Linked DNA regions of Homo sapiens: region 1 is linked to region 2. A link is an interaction called in ENCODE POLR2A ChIA-PET data of the cell type or tissue named here. Cell type or tissue: B cell. All regions are shown on one strand. Links, peaks and the distances in the headings refer to the core of each region. The heading gives the core; the rest is flanking DNA.

What was found. ChIA-PET counts read pairs that join two places held together with the same protein. Peaks named below come from ENCODE experiments on the same cell type or tissue, not always from the same donor. Only the 100,000 strongest peaks of a DNase experiment are listed, where the experiment ranks them.
Region 1: POLR2A ChIA-PET joins it to region 2 with 7 read pairs; 2 of 35 experiments call an interaction of 5 or more read pairs at or near these places.

The regions. Positions count from the first base shown.
Region 1 is chr19:12,422,183-12,433,151 of GRCh38, reverse strand. It overlaps ZNF443 (zinc finger protein 443), which reads left to right. Exons shown (of 4, transcript NM_005815.5): 2 at 1-81; 3 at 715-775; 4 at 1,172-3,446. The coding sequence ends at 2,996. Among named protein-coding and RNA genes, the nearest start is that of ZNF443, 13 kb to the left of the region's middle. In B cell, for the core only: no CTCF peak of the experiment used is centred there; no DNase peak of the experiment used is centred there.
Region 2 is chr19:12,150,640-12,161,608 of GRCh38, reverse strand. It overlaps ZNF625 (zinc finger protein 625), which reads left to right and starts at 4,875. Exons shown (of 4, transcript NM_145233.4): 1 at 4,875-5,053. The coding sequence starts at 5,051. It overlaps ZNF625-ZNF20 (ZNF625-ZNF20 readthrough (NMD candidate)), which reads left to right and starts at 4,878. Exons shown (of 8, transcript NR_037802.1): 1 at 4,878-5,053. RefSeq lists enhancers at 4,849-4,958, 4,521-5,212 and a silencer at 5,189-5,358. In B cell, for the core only: no CTCF peak of the experiment used is centred there; a DNase peak (open chromatin) is centred at 4,858; H3K4me3 peaks cover 1,664 bases; H3K27ac peaks cover 1,546 bases.

The sequences.
Region 1 (10,969 bases), core at 3,896-8,895, 270 kb before region 2:
AGTGGGCTTTGCTGGGTCCTTGTCAGAAGAATCTCTACAAAGATGTGATGCAGGAAACCATCAGGAACCTGGATTGTGTAGGTAAGGATGACATCGCATTTCCACTTATTTAATTGGAGACATTTGTTTCTTGGTCATTCATGCTGTTCAAAGATTTGGAATATGGAAAGGGGATATGGTTGGCCCTGGAAAAAAAAAAACAGGGTTTAGGGGTGCCAGCTCCTGTAGCAGTTGTACATCCTCATATAACTTTTTGTCCACATCTTAGCCTACTATTGATGGGCAGCATTATCAGTCACATAAGCAGTGATTAATACATATATTTTATGTCGTATTATTACATCGTATATTCTCACAGTAAAGTAAGCTAGAAACAGAAAGTGTTAAAAAGATAATCATAAGGAAGAGAAACTATATTTACTGTTCATTAAGTGGAAGTGCATCCTCGGAAAGGTTTTCATCCTCATTGTCTTCACATTGAGTAGGCTGAGTAAGAGGAGGGGCTGGTCTTAGTGTCTTGGGTAGCAGAGACTGAAGAACATTCATATATATATGTATATACAAATGGACTTGTGCAGTTCAAACCTCTGTTTTTCAAGAGTCAGGTGTACTTCAGTGAATGCATTTTGAACGATTGCAGTGTACATCAAAATGTTACTGTTTGTCTATAATTTTGTAAAAATTTGTAATGATTTTTCTGTGTATACCTTTTAGTAATGAAATGGAAAGACCAGAACATTGAAGATCAATATAGATATCCCAGGAAAAATCTAAGGTAATTTACACTCACAAGAGAAAGATATGTCCCTGGAGCCGTTCTGAGAATGACATGAAAATTTAAAAAGAAGCAAAGAAAATGAACAAGGCTAGCTTAAATTTATTTATTCTTAGAAAATTTTCTCCAAAATATATACTTAAATGTTCCATAGCTGTTCAGTGTTCATAAATTAGTTCCCATGACAACAATATTATGAATCCACATATGAATGTGATTGTCTTGAGAACACCTGGGTCGAGTTACCTTGCACAGCATTCCATCCATTCACATTCAAGCAGGACACGAAGCCTGCACTTCGCATGATAGTGTTAAAAATGTACATCCAATACTTATTAATACCTATACAATTATTTATAGACCGACTTTTAGTGATATATTTCCCATTTTTTACAGATGTCGTATGTTAGAGAGATTTGTTGAAAGTAAAGATGGAACTCAATGTGGAGAAACATCTAGCCAGATTCAAGATAGTATTGTGACCAAGAACACTCTTCCTGGAGTAGGTCCTTGTGAAAGCAGTATGAGAGGAGAAAAAGTCATGGGTCATTCATCCCTTAATTGTTACATCAGAGTTGGTGCTGGGCACAAACCACATGAGTATCATGAATGTGGAGAGAAGCCAGATACGCATAAACAACGTGGGAAAGCCTTCAGTTACCACAACTCATTTCAAACACATGAGAGGCTTCACACTGGAAAGAAACCATATGATTGTAAAGAATGTGGGAAGTCCTTCAGTTCTTTGGGAAACCTTCAAAGACACATGGCAGTGCAGCGTGGAGATGGACCTTATAAATGTAAGTTGTGTGGGAAAGCGTTTTTTTGGCCCAGTTTATTACATATGCATGAAAGAACGCACACTGGAGAGAAACCATATGAATGTAAGCAGTGTTCTAAAGCCTTTTCTTTTTACAGTTCCTATCTAAGACATGAAAGAACACATACTGGGGAGAAACCGTATGAATGTAAACAGTGTTCTAAAGCCTTTCCTTTTTACAGTTCCTATCTAAGACATGAAAGAACACATACTGGGGAGAAACCATATAAATGTAAGCAGTGTTCTAAAGCCTTCCCTGATTCCAGTTCTTGTCTAATACATGAAAGAACTCACACTGGAGAGAAACCCTATACATGTAAACAATGTGGGAAAGCCTTCAGTGTTTCCGGTTCCCTTCAAAGACATGAAACCACTCACAGTGCAGAGAAACCCTATGCATGTCAGCAATGTGGGAAAGCGTTTCATCATCTGGGAAGCTTTCAAAGACACATGATAAGGCACACTGGAAATGGACCTCATAAATGTAAGATATGTGGGAAAGGCTTTGATTGTCCTAGTTCACTGCAAAGTCATGAAAGAACTCACACTGGAGAGAAACCCTATGAATGCAAGCAGTGTGGGAAAGCATTATCTCATCGCTCAAGCTTTCGAAGTCATATGATAATGCACACTGGAGATGGACCTCATAAATGCAAGGTATGTGGGAAAGCCTTTGTTTATCCCAGTGTATTTCAAAGACATGAAAGGACTCACACTGCAGAGAAACCCTATAAATGTAAACAATGTGGCAAAGCCTACCGTATTTCCAGTTCCCTTCGAAGGCATGAAACAACTCATACTGGAGAGAAACCCTATAAATGCAAACTTGGGAAAGCCTGTATTGATTTCTGTTCCTTTCAAAATCACAAAACAACTCACACTGGAGAGAAGCCATATGAGTGTAAGGAATGTGGGAAAGCATTCAGTCGTTTCAGATACCTTTCTCGACATAAAAGGACTCACACAGGAGAGAAACCTTATGAGTGTAAAACATGTAGGAAAGCCTTCGGTCATTATGATAACTTAAAGGTACATGAAAGAATTCACTCTGGAGAGAAGCCGTATGAATGTAAGGAATGTGGGAAAGCATTCTCTTGGCTCACTTGCTTTCTACGACATGAAAGAATTCACATGAGAGAGAAATCCTATGAATGTCCACAATGTGGTAAAGCCTTCACTCATTCCCGTTTTCTTCAAGGACATGAAAAAACTCATACTGGAGAGAACCCGTATGAATGTAAGGAATGTGGGAAAGCATTTGCTTCTCTCAGTTCCTTGCATAGACATAAAAAGACTCACTGGAAAAAAACTCACACTGGAGAGAACCCATATGAATGTAAGGAATGTGGGAAAGCATTTGCTTCTCTCAGTTCCTTGCATAGACATAAAAAGACTCACTAGCATTCTCTCTAAATGTATGGAATGTGGGAAAGCATTTATTAATTTTATTTCATTTCAGATACTTGTACGAAACACATTGGAGATAGACCCTGTGAATGTAAGCACTTGGTAAAGCCTTAAGTAGTTTCAGTTTCTTTCCAGTACAGTCATCCCTTGATACCTGCTGGGTATTGGTTCCAGCACTCCGTGAGCCATGTCCAGTCCCTTTTATAAAATGACATGTTTGTATGTAACTTACCCACATCCTCTTGTATAGTCTCAATTATGTCTAGATTACTTAAAATACCTCATGCATTATAAAAGCTATGCAAATAGTTGTTCTATTGTATTGTTTAGGGAATCATGATAAGGAAAAGAGTCTATGTATTTTCAGTATAGATGCAGTAATTGTGAGCCTATCAACATAGTGTAGTCAGCCAGAACATTAAAGTTTCTTTGTTTCAACTCTCACCTATTTCTTCTGTTTAATGTGTTAACACTTACCAAAACCCTGGGTCTTCTCTCTTGATAACCCAAGTATAGTGATTATAACAATGATGATGATTCTGTGGTGCCCAGTGTTTTGATGTGTTGAGATGACTAGATGTATGGCATTGTGGGTAAGTAGTGAGACATCAGGTTAACTTGAATCTTGACAGGCCATCAGGACTATCATCTATGTTGGAAGAACCAACTTGTGATTATAGATGTGGACTCATTTGAGGAGGCTATGTAATACTAATGTTAGGATCTGTTTGGCTTGAGGGCTGAAGATCTGTAACCATTGAATGTTCCATCTTCTTTGCAGATGCTTAGTTATAGGAAGCTAGTTCTTCTTTTCCTTTGCTTCATTAAAAAAAAAATCTTGTGGTGCTTATAGGCATGTTGTTTCTCAGGTGGATTGAAAGCTTTGTTCCACTGTAGGATCTTTGAGGATCGTACCTCTTTTTCACCTTTGCCTACTGAAAAAACCATTGAATGTTCCGTCTTATTTGCAGATGCTTAGCTATAGGAAGCTAGTTCTTCTTTTCCTTTGCTTCATTAAAAAAAAAAATCTTGTGGTGCTTATAGGCATGTTGTTGTTTCTCAGGTAGATTGAAAGCTTTGTTCCATTATAGGATCTTTGAGGATCGTACCTCTTTTTCACCTTTGCCTACTGAAAAACTGTGGCAAACTTTTCAAGTGTCCAAATCAATGGCTCTGTGTCTTCTAAGTTTTCTAGCTCATCATCATCTGTAGTGGATTTCAGCAGACTTTGAAGTTCCTAGCTGGTAAGGGTTTCTCTTTGCTTTTCGGTGTGTTCCTTAACGTCATCCTCAGTCATTTCAGACAGCGTTCCCCACCAACTTTTTTTGCAACATTTCACATATTCTTAATAACTGCATTAATAGTAGGGAAGTCCTTGAAATCATTGACTCCCTTACCCCATGATGGCTTGTAACATGTATTGGCTGTCCTGGGCTTTAGGGCATCTGTAGCCTTCCCAATAAGCACAATTGTATTTGTAATTGTGAAGCTCTTCAATAAAACCACTGTGGTACATTCAAGGTTAGCATCAAGACTCCATGAATTCACCCAAGGATGTAAGTCACTTGAATGCACTTGATGCCTTGATCTAGTGACGCAGCAGTGATGTAGTTTTAGGAGGCAGAAATATCACTTGCATGTTCTTTTAGGCAAAACAGAGATTGGAGAGATGGCCTGGAGTGTTGTCAATTCTGAGGAAGACCTTGAGTGGCAGTCCCTTCTCTTTGAGGTATTCCATCACATCAGGAGTGAAGCATTGCTAGAAGAAAGCCTTCTTATGTTCTTGCCAGGACACAGGCCAGCAAGTTTTGCTTTTGTCCTAAAGAACCTGGTGATTGCTCAGTAGACGAAGCCTCGCTTGTTCTCATGAACTAATGCATGGCCTGACAGCACCAGAAAAAGGTGGTCTTTCCAGGCCTTGAACCCCAGTACCTGCACTCATGTATGAAGGTACCATTGGGCATCTTCTAGAACATGCCTGATTCATGACAATAGAAGATTTACTCTGGAAGGTAGTGTCTTTTTTCTGTTTTATGAGCTCTTCTAGGAATGCTGTTGTTTCCCTGGCATCAGCCGATGCCAATTCTCCTGTGGTCTTCAAGTTCTTGGGCTGCACTGTGTTGCATAGTTAGCCTAGCCAGAACTTACTGGCTTCAAACTCCTTCCTCTTGCTCTCCTCAGCCCCCTCACAGTGATGCTTACAGAGGCTAAGTGTTTTTTGTTTTCTTTTCTTTCTTTCCTTCTTTTTTTTTTTTCTTTTTTTTGAGACGGAGTGTTGCTCTGTCGCCCAGGCTGGAGTACAGTGGCGTGATCTTGGCTCACTGCAACCCCCACCTCCCGGGTTCAAGTGATTCTCCTGCCTCAGCCTTCTGAGTAGCTGGGATTACATGTGCGCGCCACCACACCCAGCTGTCTTTTGAGTAGAGACTGGGTTTCACCATGTTGGTCAGGCTGATCTCGAACTCCTGACCTTGTGATCCACCCGCCTTGGCCTCCCAAAGTGCTGGGATTACAGGAGTGAGCCACTGCGCTTGGCCTGGCTAAGTGTTTTTTCAAGTATGATGTTACCATCAGTAGGGCTGTGGTTCTGTGACGTGTCCTCTAGCCACACACTTAATGCTTATCCTTAGTTTATCATGAACTAGAGGGATCATTTTTGCCACTGTAGGGGCAGCTCTAACACTTTGAGGAACTTCAGCTTCTCTCTGCTTTAGTGTGTGATTTCTTGGTTTGTTCTTACCTTATGACGAACTTTCCAAGGTGATACACCACTTTTCAAAACATCTTAGGTTTGTATTTTCTTATTGAGAGATACCACTTTTTGTCCCCTGCTAGCCTTTTAGGGATAGGTTTGACCACTTGATTCCTTCTTAGGAGCCATTTTTTAACATTTTTTATTTTTTTATATATGACATCTCAAGGGTCTCTGAATGAACAAAACAGTCTTCAAAAGCCAGAACAATGGCCAGATGTGGTGGCTCACATCTGTAATCCCACCGCTTTGGGAGGCTGAGGCAGGTGGATCATGAGGTCAGGAGTTGGAGACTAGCCTGACCAACATGGTGAAATCGCATCTCTACTAAAAATACAAAAATTAGTCGGGCATGGTGGCGCGTACCTGTAATCCCAGCTACTCAGGAGGCTGAGGCAGGGGAATCACTTGAGCCTGAGAGGTGGAGGTTGCAGTGAGCTGAGATCATGCCACTGCACTCCAGCCTGGGCAACAGGGCGAGACTCTGTCTCAAAAAAAAAAAAAAAAAAAGCCAGAACAAAGTTGGTGAACTCACACTTCCTGATTTCAAAACTTATTACAAATCCATACTAATAAAAACTGTTTGGTACTAGCGTAATAACGCAGAAATAGACAATGCAACAAGATAACACAGAAAGTCTAATAAAGTCTAATAATTTACATAAAGTCTAACAATTACTGAAAAGTCTGCTGTGACTATTCAATGGGGGATAGCTTAATGTTTCTGTAGAATGATGCTGTTGGGCAATGCACATCCACATGCAACAGGATGACGTTGTACCCATACCTAACATGTACAGAAGTTAAAATGAACGAAATATGTGAGTGTCCATCTTAGCTGTATAACTGTTAGATGAAAATACATGGCAAAAGCTGTATTACAGTGAATTTGGCAATGATTTCCTAGATTTGGCACCAAAAGCATGACCCACAAGGGAAAGAATAATTTGGATTTTGTGGACCTTTGGCATCAAAAGGCAATATTAACAGAGTAAATGGGTAACCCATAGAATGGGAGAAACCATTTCCAAATTATATATCTGATAAGGGATTAACATGAAGAGTATTTAGAAAATGATAAAAAGCTACTAATCACTTGTTATGGAATAAATGTTTGTAGAAAATTTTATTTATTTTTCCACTTCCCTGATGTGGCAGTATTAGGCAATGGTTTCTTTGAGATATGATAAGGATTAGGTTAGATTATGAGAGTGGATCCTCAAAAATGAAAGTGGAATGTGCATGGTCGCTCATGCCTGTTATGGCAGTACTTTGAATGGCCAAGATGGGAGGATCGCTTGAGGCTTGGATTTTCCCCCTTCCCCTTCCTCTTCCTTTTCCCCTTCCCCTTCTCCTTCCCCTTTCCCTTCCCTTCTCTTCTCTTCTTCCTCCCCTCCCCTCCTCTCCTTTCCCTTCCTTCCTGGAAATGGGGATCTCAATTTGTTGCCCAGGCTGGAGTGCAGTGGCGTGATTATAGCTCATTGCCACCTCCGACTCCTAAGCTCAACAGATCCTCCTGCCTCAGGCCTCCCAAGTAGCTGGGACTTCAGGTGTGTGCCACCATGCCCAACCGAGGCCTGGAGTTCAAGACCAGTCTGGGCAACATGGTGAGACCTCATCCTTACAAAAAAAGAAAAAAGGAAAATTTAGCTAGGCTTGGTGGTATATGCCTGTAGTCATAGCTACCAGGGAGGCTGAGGTCACCAGATCACTTGAGCCCAGGAGTTCAAGGCTGCAGTAAGCTAGGTCATGCTACTGCACTCCAGCCTGGGCTGGAGAGAGAGTGAGACCCTGTTTCTGAAACAAACTAAAATATATGTAAAAAGAGAATTGAGGTTAATGTTATTACACAATGGAGAAAAGTTGATTTCTTCTTATAAAGTGGCAGAGAACTTTGTGTATCGTGGTCCTGTGCTAGTTTTGTGGAAAGTAGAACTAGGAAGTGATGAAATTGGATATTGAGTTGACAACATTTCTAAGAAGTGTTGAAAAAGGCAGCTTGGTTCCTCTTGACTGCATATACTAATGTGAGGAAAGACTTGACTGGAGATGGAATTATTAAGATGGAACTGAAACAAAAAGATTTGGAAAATTCCCAGTCTATCCATATTACCAAGATGAAAAATCATCTTGGGAAGAGAAAACTCTAAGGGTGTGTCCAAGGACCATTTGATAGGAATAGTAGTTTAGAGGACTTACTCAGCCACCCCAGTAGTAAGACAGCCAGTTTGGTTTTTGTTTGTTTGGTTTTTGTTTTGTTTTCCTTTGTTTTTGAGATGGAATCTCATTGTCTCACCCAGGCTGGAGTACAATGGCATGATCTCGTGGCTCACTGCTTTCTCCACCTCCCGGGTTCAAGTGATTCCCCTGCCTCAGCGTCCCGAGTAGCTGGGATTACAGGTGCCCGCCACCACGCCCAGCTAATTTTTGTATGTTTAGTAGAGATGGGATCTTACCATGTTTGTCAGGCTGGTCTCGAACTCCTGACTTCAGGTGATCTGCCTGCTTCGACCTCCCAAACTGCTGGGATTACAGGCATGAGCCACCGCACCTGGCCTGTTTTTCTTTTTTTACGGATTCAGTGATCTGGACGGGCACATACTACCATGCCATTTTAATTTTTTTGTAGAGATGGAGTCTTGCCGTGTTGCTCAAGCTGGTCTTGAACTTCTGGACTCAAGCAATTCTCCCGCCTCGGCGTCACAAAGTGTCGCAATTACAGGCATGAGCCACTGCACCCAGCTGGACCTTTATTTTTTTGAGACGGAATCTCACTCTGTCGCCGAGGCTGGAGTGCAGTGACACGATCTTGGCTCACTGCATCCTCCGCCTCCTGGGTTCAAGTGATTCTTCTGCCTCAGCCTCCTAAGTAGCTGGGACTACAGGTATGCGCCACCACACCTAGCTAATTTTTGTGTTTATAGTAGAGATGGGGTTTTACCATGTTGGCCAGGCTGATCTTGAAATCCTGACCTCAGGTGATCCACCCACCTCAGCCTATCAAAATGCTCAGGTTACAGGCGTGAGCCACCACACCCGGCTGTACCTTTCTCAATGAGCCAATATGCTGATTGCAAACACATTTATTATGACTAAATAAAGTATTTTCCATTCATTTGGAAAGATATTATTTGCTCAATATAAGATTCTTTGTTGATATCCTTGTTCTTTTAGTTCTTTAAGGATGTTACTCCATTGTCTTCCTGTTTGCATTGTTTCTGATAATAAGTATGTAATCAATGTTACATTTGGTTGTCTGTTGTTAAGGTGTCTATTTTCTCTGGTTTCTTTAAAGAATTTTTTATTATACCTGGTTTTCAGCAATTTGATGCTGTGTCTTGGTGTAGATTTGTTGATATATATTGTGCCTGTGGTTTGTTGAGCATTTTGCATCTGTAGGTTCATAATTTTTATCTGTTTTGGAAAATATGCGACAAATGTTTGTTTGTTTTGAGACAGGGTCTCACTCTGTTACCCAGGCTGGAGTGCTGTGGCATGAATATGGCTCAGTGCAGCCTCGTCCTCCAAGGCTCAAGTGATCCTTCCACCTCAGCCTCCTGAGTAGATGGGACCACTGGTGTGAGCTTCCATGCCTGGCTAATTTTTTTTTTTTTTTTGCGACGGAGTCTCACTCTGTTGCCCAGGCTGGAGTGCAGTGGCGGGATCTCGGCTCAATGCAAGCTCTGCCTCCCGGGTTCCCGCCATTCTCCTGCCTCAGCCTCCTGAGTAGCTGGGACTACAGGGGCCTGCCACCAAGCCCAGCTAATTTTTTTGTATTTTTAGTAGAGACAGGGTTTCACCGTGTTAGCCAGGATGGTCTCGATCTCCTGACCTCGTGATACGCCCGCCTCGGCCTCCCAAAGTGCTGGGATTACAGGTGTGAGCCACCGCACCCGGCAATCTGGCTAATTTTTAATTTTTTTTGTAGAGATGGGGTCTCACCATGTTGCCCAGGCTGGTCTCAAACTCCTGTGTAAAACATATTGTTACTGCTAGTTTTGTTATTGTTGTTTTGTTTTGTTTTGTTTTGTTTTTGTTTGAGATGGAGTCTTGCTCTGTTGCCAGGCTGGAGTGCAGTGGCGCAATCTTGTCTCACTGAAACCTCCGCCTCCCAGGTTCAAATGATTCTTCTGCCTCAGCCTCCTGAGTAGCTGGGTCTACAGGCGCGTGCCACCATGCCCAGCTAATTTTTGTATTTTTAGTAGAGACAGGGTTTCACCATGTTGGCCAGGATGGTCTCAATCTCTTGACCTCATGATCTGCCTGTCTCGGCCTTTTAAAGTGCTGGGATTACAGCAAATATTTTCCAAATTAGATGAAAACTATAAACCTAGAGATCCAAAAAGCTCAATAAACCCCTGAGCCATTGTGCTCGGCCTGAAATATTTATGGAAATATTTTTTGTTTGTTCTGTTTTTACTCCTGTCTTTCAAGGAGTCCTTGTACAATTGTCCCATTACACAGCTCACTGAGGTTCTGTTCATTTTTTTGTCTGAGTGCTATATTTTAAATCGGTTATACTCCTAGTTTTTGAGGTTCACTTATCTTTATTTCAGCAATATCTCCTCTGCTGTTTTGTCCATTCAGTGCATTATTATTATTATTATTATCATTATTATTATTTTTTAAGAGACAGGGTCTTACTAGTTGCCCCTGTTGGGCTTGAATTCCTGAGTTCAAGCGATCCTTCCACCTCAGGCTCTGAGTAGCTGGGACTAGAGGCATGTGCCACCACACCAACCTCCATCCAGTGCTTCTAGATATTGTTGTGTTCATATATAGTAGCTTGAATTGTGTCTTTTCTTTTGTTCATAAATTGTCTTGAAGTAACATGTACTAACATAAAATTTCCACTTTAATCATTTTTAAGTGTGTCATTCAGGAGCATTAAATACATTTACAATGTGTTATAGCCATTACAGCTAATTATCTCTAGATTTTCATCGCTCCACACAGAAACTCAGTACCCATTAAAAAACAACTTCCCTTCTCTACACTCAATCCCTGATGACGTCTAGTCTACTCTCTTGCTCTGTGAATTTGACTAAGTGGAGCATCTAGGGCTGGGCGTGGTGGCTCACGCCTGTAATCCCAGCACTTTGGGAGGCTGAGGCAGGTGGATCACAAGGTCAGGAGTTCGAGACCGGCATGGCCAATATGGTGAAACCCCGTCTCTACTGAAAATACAAAACTTAACTGGGTGTGGTGGTGCACG
Region 2 (10,969 bases), core at 2,643-7,642:
GCCTGGCCAAGATGGCGAAACCCCGTCTCTACTAAAATTACAAAAATTAGCCGGGCGCCTATAATCCCAGCTTCTGGGGAGGCTGAGGCACAAGAATCGCTTGAACCCGGGAGGTAGAGGTTCCAGTGAGCCGAGATCGCGCCACTGCACTCCAGCCTGGGTGACAGAGCAAGACTCCGTCTCAAAAAACAAAAAGTTTTCCGGAAAACTACCTTGGGAAACTAGAGGTACAACCTCAGAAAGGAGAGAAACCCGCACGTGCATTTGCCTGTGAAGTTCCTGCTTTCCAGGGCTCTGCAGCTTCTCAGAATCCACACTCCTGGAGCTGGAGCTGGAGCTGTTCGGAGCAGCTGGAGACTACCTACAGGGGAAGGCAGGCTGCCCAGGAAGCAATCGGGGGAGCTCCCTTTCCCTCCCTTTGCAGGCTCCAGATTAGTCTCAGTGTGGATCACCGGCCTCAGGCTATGCTGCCCCCTGCAAGTTTTCCACCTGCTTTTCACCCACATTGTTCAGTTCCACGAGGCAAACACCCTCAATCCCAGTGTTCGAAAGAGAATCCAGCAGAGTCCCTGCTTTCCTCCTGTGTTTACCGTAAAGTAGAAGAGAAAAATTTCAAGACAGTTTTAAGTGGATTTTAAAACTGGCAAATAATTATTCCTTTGATAAAATGAAGAAGCCAGCAAACTATTATTTCGACATTAACAAACTGTTATATAAAACCACTAATGAAGGTCGGGCGCGGTGGCTCACGCCTGTAATCTCAGCACTTTGGGAGGGCGAGGCGGGCGGATCACCTAAGGTTAGGAGTTCGAGACCAGCCTGACCAACATGGAGAAACCTCGTCTCTAAAAGTACAAAATTAGCCAGGCGTGGTGGCGCGTGCCTGTAATCCCAGCTACTCAGGAGGCTGAGGCAGGAGAATCGCTTGAACCTGGGAGGCGGAAGTTGCCGTGAGCTGAGATCACACCATTGCACTCCAGCCTGGGCAACAAGAGCAACACGGTGAAACTCTGTCTCTACTAAAATACAAAAAATTAGCTGGGCGTGGCAGTGTGCGCCTGTAGTCCCAGCTACTCGGGAGGCTGAGACAGGAGAATTGCTTGAACCCCAGAGGCAGAGGTTGCAGTGAGTTGAGATCGCGCCACTGCACTCCAGCCTGGGCGACAGAGCGAGACTCCGTCTCCAAAAAAAAAAAAAAAAACTAATGAAATATGGACTCTCTTCTGCTTCAGCAGCTCCCTGACCTTCACAGTTGATGGTTGTCACCAGGTGCTCTGTGTCAGGAGATGTACATGTGCAGTTTAGCCATTGAAAATTCTCTCTTAAATCGGGCGCGGTGGCTGCGCTAGGGGGACTCCAGTCCACCGGTCCCGAAGTCGCCCCGGACAGGCCTGGGTCCCGTCACAGCAGGTTCCTGTCCAGCACCTTGCTCCACAGTCTCGGGACATCCCCCCAGCACTCACCATTTCCTGGCTTCTGAGGTGTCTATGGTTCTCCTTATGTCTTTCGTGTTCATTGCAAGTCACAGCTGGAAAGAAGCTGCAGCGAAGCCACCTCTGGTGCTTCTCAGAGCAGCATAGACCTGACACCCACTGTGGGCGGGTGAAAGGAACGCCTCGCAGTTTTATGGAGCTTCGCGGCCTCCTCCCAGAGCCGCGCCTGATTGGACAATTTGCACAGCCACACCCCCCCGCCCCTCCTGATTGGACAGTGCCACGGGCCCCGCCTTCTGGGAGGCGGAGTGAGAGGAGAATTTAACACCTGGCTGAGTGGAGCTTGAATGAAAGGTTCTAGGCCCGACATGTGGCTCACACCTATACAATCCCAGGACTCGGGGAGGGCTGGAAAGGAGAACTGCTTGAGGCCAGGAGTTCAAGACCAGCTTGAGCAACGTAGTGAGACCTCATCTCTAAAAAAAAAAGAAAAAAAAAAAAAATTAGCCCAGCCTGGTGGCCCTGCAACTATAGTCCCAGCTACTTAGCAGGCTGAGTAAAGAGGATTGCTTGAACCTTGAAGGTAGAGGCTGCAGTTAGCTATGATCAGCGCACTGCACTCCAGCCTAGGTGACAGAGTAACACCCTGTCTCGAAAAAAAAAAAAAAGAAAAGAAAAGAAAAGAAAAATATAGATTCTAGCCACAGCCGGATTTCCTCCTTGCACTGCAGCCTGGCCCCCACCCTGGGGATACTGGTATTTCAGAATATGTTTCAGGCTTTCCAGAGCTGACACTGTTGTCTTCCTGTACTCAGTGGGCCCTTCTTTCAGGGGAGGTGGGGGTGGGGGGAGGGGGTTTGAGGTGGGGAGGTTGTCTGCCTTGAGGTCTAGTCAGGCCAACACTGGAAGAGGAGAGAGGCCTGATGTCGTCAGAGATTATAAATTTGGGATGAGGGATAGCCAAAGATTTTTCATACTTTATCTCTCAGTCTACTCATTTTCACTCAAGAAAACAACAAGCCAACAACAGAATAAAACTAAGTGCATGGAAAAGCTGGAATTATATGGCAGCTATATATATACACATATATATACATATATGTGTATATATATACTTATATATGTGTTTGTATATATACACATATATGTGTATATATACAAACACATATATAAGTGTGTGTGTGTATATATATATATATATATATATATATATATATATATATATGTTTTTTTTTTTTTGAAACGGAGTCTCGCTCTGTCGCCCAGCTGGAGTTCAGTGGCACAATCTCAGTTCACTGCAACCTCCATCTCCCGGGTTCAAGCGATTCTCCTGCCTCGGCCTCCTGAGTAGCTGGGATTACAGGCGTGTGCCACCACGCCCGGCTAATTTTTGTATTTTTAGTAGAGACGGGGTTTCACCATGTTGGTCAGGCTGGTCTCGAACTCCTGACTTCGTGATCCGCCCGCCTCGGCCTCCCAAAGTGCTGGGATTACAGGCGTGAGCCACCGCGCCCAGCCGGCAGCAATATTTTATAAAGGAATCAAAAGAAAAGTAAAGCAAACATTTGAAGTAGTTCAGATAAGCAGCCTGCTTCATGCACAGTTCACAAGGAAAACCCTCTGTCAGAAGGTAAATGATATTTCCAAGCTTGGAAGCCAAACTGTGACTGCTGAAATGGAGCCCCCCAGGGCGGGTCAGTCCCAGATGATGAGGCAGAGAAAATTAAGGATTTATCTGGGAGTTTGAAATGCCCTTCTGTCCCCTCCTCAGTTTAGAAATTATTCTCTCCTTTAAGACCTTCATTTTCACCAACAGGAAGCTCTCGACTTGAGTCAGTTTAAGCTAAATTTACTGTTAAATTCATAAACCCGCAGGGCGCGGTGGCTCACGCCTGTAATCCCAGCACTTTGGGAAGCCGAGGCGGACGGATCACGAGGTCAGGAGATCGAGACAATCCTGGCTAACACGGTGAAACCCCGTCTCTACTAAAAATACAAAAAATTAGCCGGGCGTGGTGGCAGGCGCCTGTAGTCCCAGCTACTTGGGAGGTTGAGGCAGGAGAATGGCATGAACCCGGGCGGGAGGCGGAGCTTGCAGTGAGCCGAGATTGCGCCACTGCACTCCAGCCCGGACGACAGAGCGAGACTCCGTCTCAAAAAAAATGATAATAAATACAATAAAATAAAATAATAAATAAAAATTCATAAACCCTTTCTCCAGGAGGCATCCCAAATGGGTCTTGCTCTAATTCTGACCTTCACAGATTTTCTTTTTCTTTTTCTTTCTTTTTTTTTTTTGAGACAGTCTAGCCCTGTCGCCCAGGCTGGAGTGCAGTGGCGCAATCTCGGCTCACTGCAAGCTCCGCCTCCCGGGTTCACGCCATTCTCCTGCCTCAGCCTCCCGAGTAGCTGGGACTATAGGCGCCCGCCACCGCACCCGACTAATTTTTTGTATTTTTAGTAGAGACGGGGCTTCTCCGTGTTAGCCAGGATGGTCTTGATTTCCTGACCTCGTGATCCGCCCGCGTCGGCCTCCCAAAGTGCTGGGATTATAGGCGTGAGCCACCGCTCCCGGCCGTAAAGATTTTTAAATAATAAAAACAGGGGTCTAGGGTGGGGGGATGTGGGAGGGATAACATTAGGAGATATACCTAATGTAAATGACGAGTTAATGGGTACAGCACACCAACATGGCGCATGTATACATATGTAACAAACCTGCACATTGTGCGCATGTACCCTAGAACTTAAAGTTTAATAAATAAAAATTAAAAAAAAAAAACAACAAAACAGGGGTATTCTTGTGTTGACCAAGTTGGTCTTTAACTCTTTACTTTAAGGGATCCTCCAGTCTTGGCCTCCCAAAGTGCTAGGATTACAGGCGTGAACCACCGCACCCTGCCTGTGTTCAGGTCACAATCTCTTCTAGCTTGGATAAAGGGAAAGAAATAAAGGGGGAGAGGGCATGGTTTCATCAATGGAGATTCTCTGCAGATGCAAATTCCCCCCCTCCAAAGACAGCTTTGCCAGTCCACTTTTTTTTGCGGCCGAGCCACAGCCATTTCAAAATCTGTCAAATAAATATATTTTGGCGTAAAATATTTTAATTTCCTTCACCTCCACTGGACTCTGAGTCTGGAATTTCCTGTGCAAGACAAAGGAGCAGGGACAGCCCATTGAGTGAGGAAGACAACGGTACCCCCTCTAGCAATTCGGAGCAAATTTGGCTGAAATGCAAATACCCAAAGAGCAAGACGCAGGGAGGGAGCTCGCTTAGATAATCTGTGGTTGGAACAGGTCATTTCGGTTCTGCCGGGCCTTGTTACCCAGGGCTTCCGCTGTCACTCAGGACCGATGGGACGGGGACTGGAGCCTCATCCAATCAGGGGCGCTGGGGCGGGGTCCTGCCAACTGTCCATCCGGGGAAGGGGAGGCCGCATTCCCGCTTTCCTGACTCCCAGGCGTCTTGCACCAAAGGGAGGTCGGGATCTCGGTTTTCCGGCCCCGAGAGGGACCAGGTGCCTCCGCCATAGCTTCTGTCGCTCCATCGCCCGCACTGTGACTGGACTGTTAGAGGGATCCGTGGAGAGGAGGCCAGGACACCTGGAAGCCGGGAAATGGTGAGTGTGCGGGGCCGGGGGTCCCGAGACGGGGGAGGGGCCGGGAGGAACCGGCTCGAACCGGCTCTAGCAGGACCCAGGCCTTCCTGCAGCGACTTCGGGTCTGCAGAGCGGAGTCCCCCTGGCGTAGCTCGGCCCTCGGTCCCTTCGGCCGCAGGGTGGGGTTGGGCCGGCAGCCGGGACCCCAGGCGTCCTGTCCCGTCTCTGCGCTGCGACTGCGACCCCGGCCCTGGCCCCGGCCCCGGAGCCCTCTCTGGGGAGCTCCGCGCCCGTAGTCCCGCGTCTCCCCAGATTGTGCGGAGACCACGGGAGGGTCATGGAGGCAATCCTGCCTCGGGTGTGTGGTTCGTGTGGGAGGAGCGGTGGGCTGCGGGGTCCCCAGTCCCCCCTTTTTTCCTGAAAAACTAAATTGAAGGCCAGGCGCAGTGGGTCACGCCTGGCAGGTTGAGGCGGGGGGATTGCTTCAGCCCAGAAATTCGAGACCAGCCTAGGCAACATACCGAGACCCTAGTTTCTATTAAAAATAAATTTTTAAAAAATGAGCCGGGCGTGGTGCCGCCCACCTGTAATCCCAGCTACTGGGGGGCTGAGGTGGGAGGATCGCTTGAGGGAGGAGATTGGGACTGCAGTGAGCCGAGATCGCGCCACTGCACTCCAGCCTGGGCGACTGAGCGAGACCCTGTCTCAAACAAAACAAAACAAAAACAACAGCAACAAACTAAACTGAGTCCTCTTAAAAATTAAAGAGTTTTGCTTCTCAGAATAGGAGTTTGAAAAAAATGAATGAGAAATGTTTCCTGAATGAGAAACACCCAGTCATGGCTTGCAGTTTGATAACGGAAAGAGCAAAACTCTGCAAAATAACTTGAACTATGTTCTACGCCGAATATGAGAGAACGTGACCAAGGGAAACAACCGCATGTAGCCTCGAGTAAGTGGTCCCCAGGAGGTTCGATGGCAGTTTGGTTTTATTCATTTCAGCGAGACAGGAATTGCAGGGAAAAGATCAATCAAGGCATGGAAGGCTGACAGGGCAGGACACGTAGAAGCGGGGCTTAGAAGGCACAGGTGGTTGAGGGATTCTGTAGTTGGCAGTTGGCTGAGAGTGTGAAGTTGTGTCTAAAATTTGAAAGGGGTAGGAAGGAATGTTTAAGTGAAGGGAGTCTGTTACCTGCCACGTGATTCCATCCCCACCAAAAAACAGATATGTTTCACTAGATTTTATGAATTCTAAGGCGTGACTTTACCCTTGCCTTGCATGGCCTTAGGTCTTGTTTGCAATTTAGTATTTATTGGTACAAAGGGTTTCTTTGCAGGTTTTTTTTTTTTTTTGAGATGGAGCCTCACTCTCGCCCAGGCTGGAGTGCAGTGGCGCAATCTCGGCTTACGGCAACCTCCGCCTCCTAGGTTCAAGCAATTCTCCTGCCTCAGCCTCCCAAGTAGCTGGAATTACAGGTGCACGCCACCATACCCGGCTAATTTCTGTATTTTTAGTAGAGATGGGGTTTCACCATGTTGGCCAAGCTGGTCTCAAACTCCTGACCTCAAATAATCCGCCTGCCTCCGCCTCCCTCCGCCTCCCAAAGTGCTAGGATTACAGGACTGAGCCACTGTGCCCGGCCTCTTTGCAGGTCTTATGTCTATTTTAATATGAATGTGGGTCAGTTGCTGTGTCTAAACTCCAGAAGGGAGTATGGAGTGTCTGATCTCCCTTACTAATGTAACTGGGAACTTTCAGGTTTTTGGGGGGCCTCCCCTTGGTAAAGAGCCACTCAGTTGACTTGATTGGGGTGGGATGGGGAGCTTAGGTTTTTATTTTTAGTTTACAGGTTGAAGGATAGGCTTTTATATGGTGCATTAGAATAAAAATCAAAAAATACTTTATTGGTTACAGTGATGTAGTCGCCTTGTTTGGATTTTTCTACCTTAAATGATTGAAATGATCAGATTCCTATTATAAGGAGATTATTTAAGTGAAAATCTGAGAATTGCCATTCAAGAAAATACAGACTCTAGGGAAATGGGCTTAGAACTCCGGAGCTAAAAGTTAAACTCTTGACCTAGTGCAGTGTCCCACACCTGTAATCCCAGCTTTGTGAGGCTGAGGCAGGATGATTGCTTGAGACCAGGAGTTGGAGACCAGCCTTGGTAATACAAGACCCATGTCTAGAAAAGAAAAATAGAAAAATTAGACAGGTGTGGTTGCACCCACCTGTAGTTCCTGATACAAGGGACACTGAGGCAGGAGGATCACTGGACCCCAGGAGTTTGATGCTGCAGTGAGCCATTATCAAATTTGACATTCCAGCTTAAGACACTGTGATGGCCATGAAGTCTTTGTGTGAGAAAGGTAAGAGGAAAGTTAATCTATAATGAAGATCAAGAGAAAAGAGGCCCTTCCTGGCTCTGTTCAGGCATTTTCAATATTTTACAAAAGAATATAGGTAAGGGCTGGGCGGGGTGGCTCACGCCTATAATCCCAGCACTTTGGGAGGCTGAGGCGGGTGGATCACAAGGTCAGGAGATTGAGACCATCCTGGCTAACATGGTAAAACCCCGTCTCTACTAAAAATACAAAAAATTAGCCGGACATGGCGGCAGGTGCCTGTAGTCCCAGCTACTCGGGAGGCTGAGGCAGGAGAATGGCGTGAACCCGGGAGGGAGAGCTTGCAGTGAGCTGAGATCACCCCACTGCACTCCAGCCTGGGGGACAGAGCAAGACTCCGTCTCAAAAAAAAAAAAAAAAAAAAGAAATATAAAACTAACATAAGTCTTTTGCCTTTTTGTATTTCTGCCTCAGTTTGTACACCGGTATGGGCAGTGACAGTCTATATGCCTGCCAGAATCACTGCATGTATTTTTTTTTTTTTTTGACACAGAGACTCCCTCTGTCACCCAGGCTGGAGTGCACTGGCACAATCTCAGCTCACTGCGACCTCCCCCTCCCAGGTTCAAGCGATTCTCCTGCCTCAGCCTCCCAAGTAGCTGGAATTACAGACCTGCGCCACCATACCCGGCAATTTTTGTATTTTTAGTAGAGACAGGGTTTTGTTATGTTGGCCAGGCTAGTCTTGAACTCCTGACCTCAGGTGATCCACCCGCCTTGGCTTCCCAAAATGCCGGATTACAGGCATGAACTACTGCACCCAGCCGTGCATGTGTCTTTACTATAAATCTGGAGGGCTTTTCTTTTTTTTTTTTTTTTTGAGATGGAGTCTCACTCTGTCGCCCAGGCTAGAGTGCAGTGGCGCATTCTAGGCTCACTGCAACTTCTCCCCCGAAGTTCAAGTGATTTTTCTGCCTCAGCCTTCCAAGTAGCTGGGATTACAGGCTCCTGCCACCGCACCTGGCTAATTTTTGTATTTTTAGTAGAGACGGGTTTCATCATCTTGGCCAGGTTGGTCTTGAACTCCTGACCTCGTGATCCACCCACCTCGGCCTCCCAAAGTGCTAGGATTACAGGCGTGAGCCACCGCGTCCCGCCTAGGCTTTTGTTTTCTGACCTGGTTGGCCTAGTAGCATCTCCTTTCTCAAGCTGAGTAGAAGGCATGAGAGCAGACATCCTTGTCTGTGTCTCATCTTTGGGAGAAAGCAGTTAGTCCTTCACCATCACGAATGAGGGTAGTTTTGCATTTTTTATATATACCTTATAGTAAGTTAAGGAAGTTACTTTGTATTATTAGTTTATTGAGTTGTTGTTGTTTTTTTTTTTAAGATGGAGTCTCGCTCCGTCATCCAGGCTGGGATGTGCAATGGCATGATCTCGGCCCACTGCAACCTCTGCCTCCTGGGTTCAAGCGATTCTCCTACCTCAGCCTCCTGGGTAGCTGGGATTACAGGCGCATGCTACCACGCCCAGCTAATTTTTTGTATTTTTAGTAGAGACGAGGTTTTACCGTGCTGGCCAGGCTTGTCTCGAGCTCTTGACCTTGTGATCCTCCCGCCTTGGCATCCCAAAGTGGTGGGATTACAGGTGTGAGCCACTGCACCCGGCCGAGTGTTTTTATCATGAAGAAATGTTGAGGTTTGTCATATGCTTTTTCTGCATCTATTATGATGTTCTTGTGTTGTTTGCTGTTGATCCTATACTATTATGGTGTATTGCATGAATGGATTTTCAGAGGTGAGAGCAGCATTGCTTTCCTGAATTGAATGCCACTTCATCACGGGTATGATATTGTTATAGGATTCTCTTTTCCAATATATTGGTGAGGTGTTTTCTTTTGAAATTTAAAGGAGATATTCATGTACAGTATTTTAATAGAATCTAGCATTATCTAGTACAGGATATAGTGTGTGTGTATATATATACACATATACATGTACATATGTTGCATTTATATACAGTATATGGTTTAGTTATGGTAGGTAATTGGTAAATATTACATGTAACGTGTATATGATATATAAGTGCCACATATAAACGGTATTAGCCTATATGGCATTATACTGTTATAGTGTAAATTTATATACTTTTATCCTCCATAGTATAGTGAGTTTCATTTCCTTATTAGCCTGCAGAATACACCAGTCTCATTCTCCTCTGGGAACAAAGGAGAACCTCACCCTCTTGTTGCTACAGAATGTGCCACCCAAAAATATTCATGATCTTAGGTTTAGGAAGAAGAGGCTATAATATGACAAGAGAAACACTAGGAACAGAGAAAAAGTATGTAATTTTGACTACATTAAAATTTAAGCTTTTCTGTTTTGAAAGACACAATGAAGAAATACAGGAGTATGGTCAAGGTTAGTGGTTCACATCTGGAATCCCAGAACTTGGAAGGCTGAGGTAAGGGGATCTCTTGAGCCTAGGAGTTTAAGACCAACCTGGGAAGCATAGTGAGACCATGTCTCTACAAAAAATAAAAAAAACTGGCCAGGCGCGGTGGCTCACATCTATAATCCCAGCACTTTGGGCGGCCGAGGCGGGCGGATCACGAGGTCAGGAGACCGAGACCATCTTGGCTAACACGGTGAAACCCCGTCTCTACTAAAAATACAAAAAATTAGCCGGGCGTGGTGGCGGGGCCTGTAGTCCCAGCTACTCGGGAGGCTGAGGCAGGAGAAAGGCGTTAACCCAGGAGGCAGAGCTTGCAGTGAGCCGAGATCGTGCCACTGCACTCCAGCCTGGGCGACAGAGCGAGACTCCGTCTCAAAAAAAAAAAAAAAAAAAAATTACCCAGGTGTGGTGGCATGCTCCAGTGAGCCCAGGTACTCAGAAGGCTGTGGTGGGAGGATTGCTTGACCCCAGAGGTTGAGTCTGCAGTGAGCTGTGATTGCACTACTGCACTCCAGCCTGGATGACAGAGTGAGACTCTGTCTCAGACAAAAGAAAAAAAAAAAAAAAAGAAATACAAGAGTATAGCTGATCTTAGCAGCTGAGCAGATTCAAGCCTGGTTACTGCATGGTTTATAGAATGCATGAGAATACTGCTTGCTATAGGCTTAAAAAAAAAAAGAAGAAATAAATTGCAAAGAGTATTCACCAAATGGAAGAAAAACTTGAAAATTCTACACCTGGTCCTCACATATATCCATCTCAGTTGGAACCTCAGTCTCCTTTATGACACAAGGTAAGGGCTGAATTGGCAAACAGGACTCCCAGGCATTGTGTCCCATCACTGCAGGAGGCGAGCTCCACCGTAGAACACTGTCTGGGTAATGGTGTATCCACAGTCCCCCATCTCACCCAGTTTATGGAGTGACAACAAGGAGTGGTCATGAGGAGAGAAGTCTGACCCAGAGTTCTGGATATGTGAGTGGGAGATACTCTCAGGACACCCTCCTTCCTTCCCACAGGGAGAGAGCATATTATCCCCTATGCATTCCAGACTTGTGAAGCAGGGTTTCAAGTCTAAGTCCCTGTCCCTTGTAAAAAAAGATTGTACTGAAATCGTGTTAAAAATGTCAAAG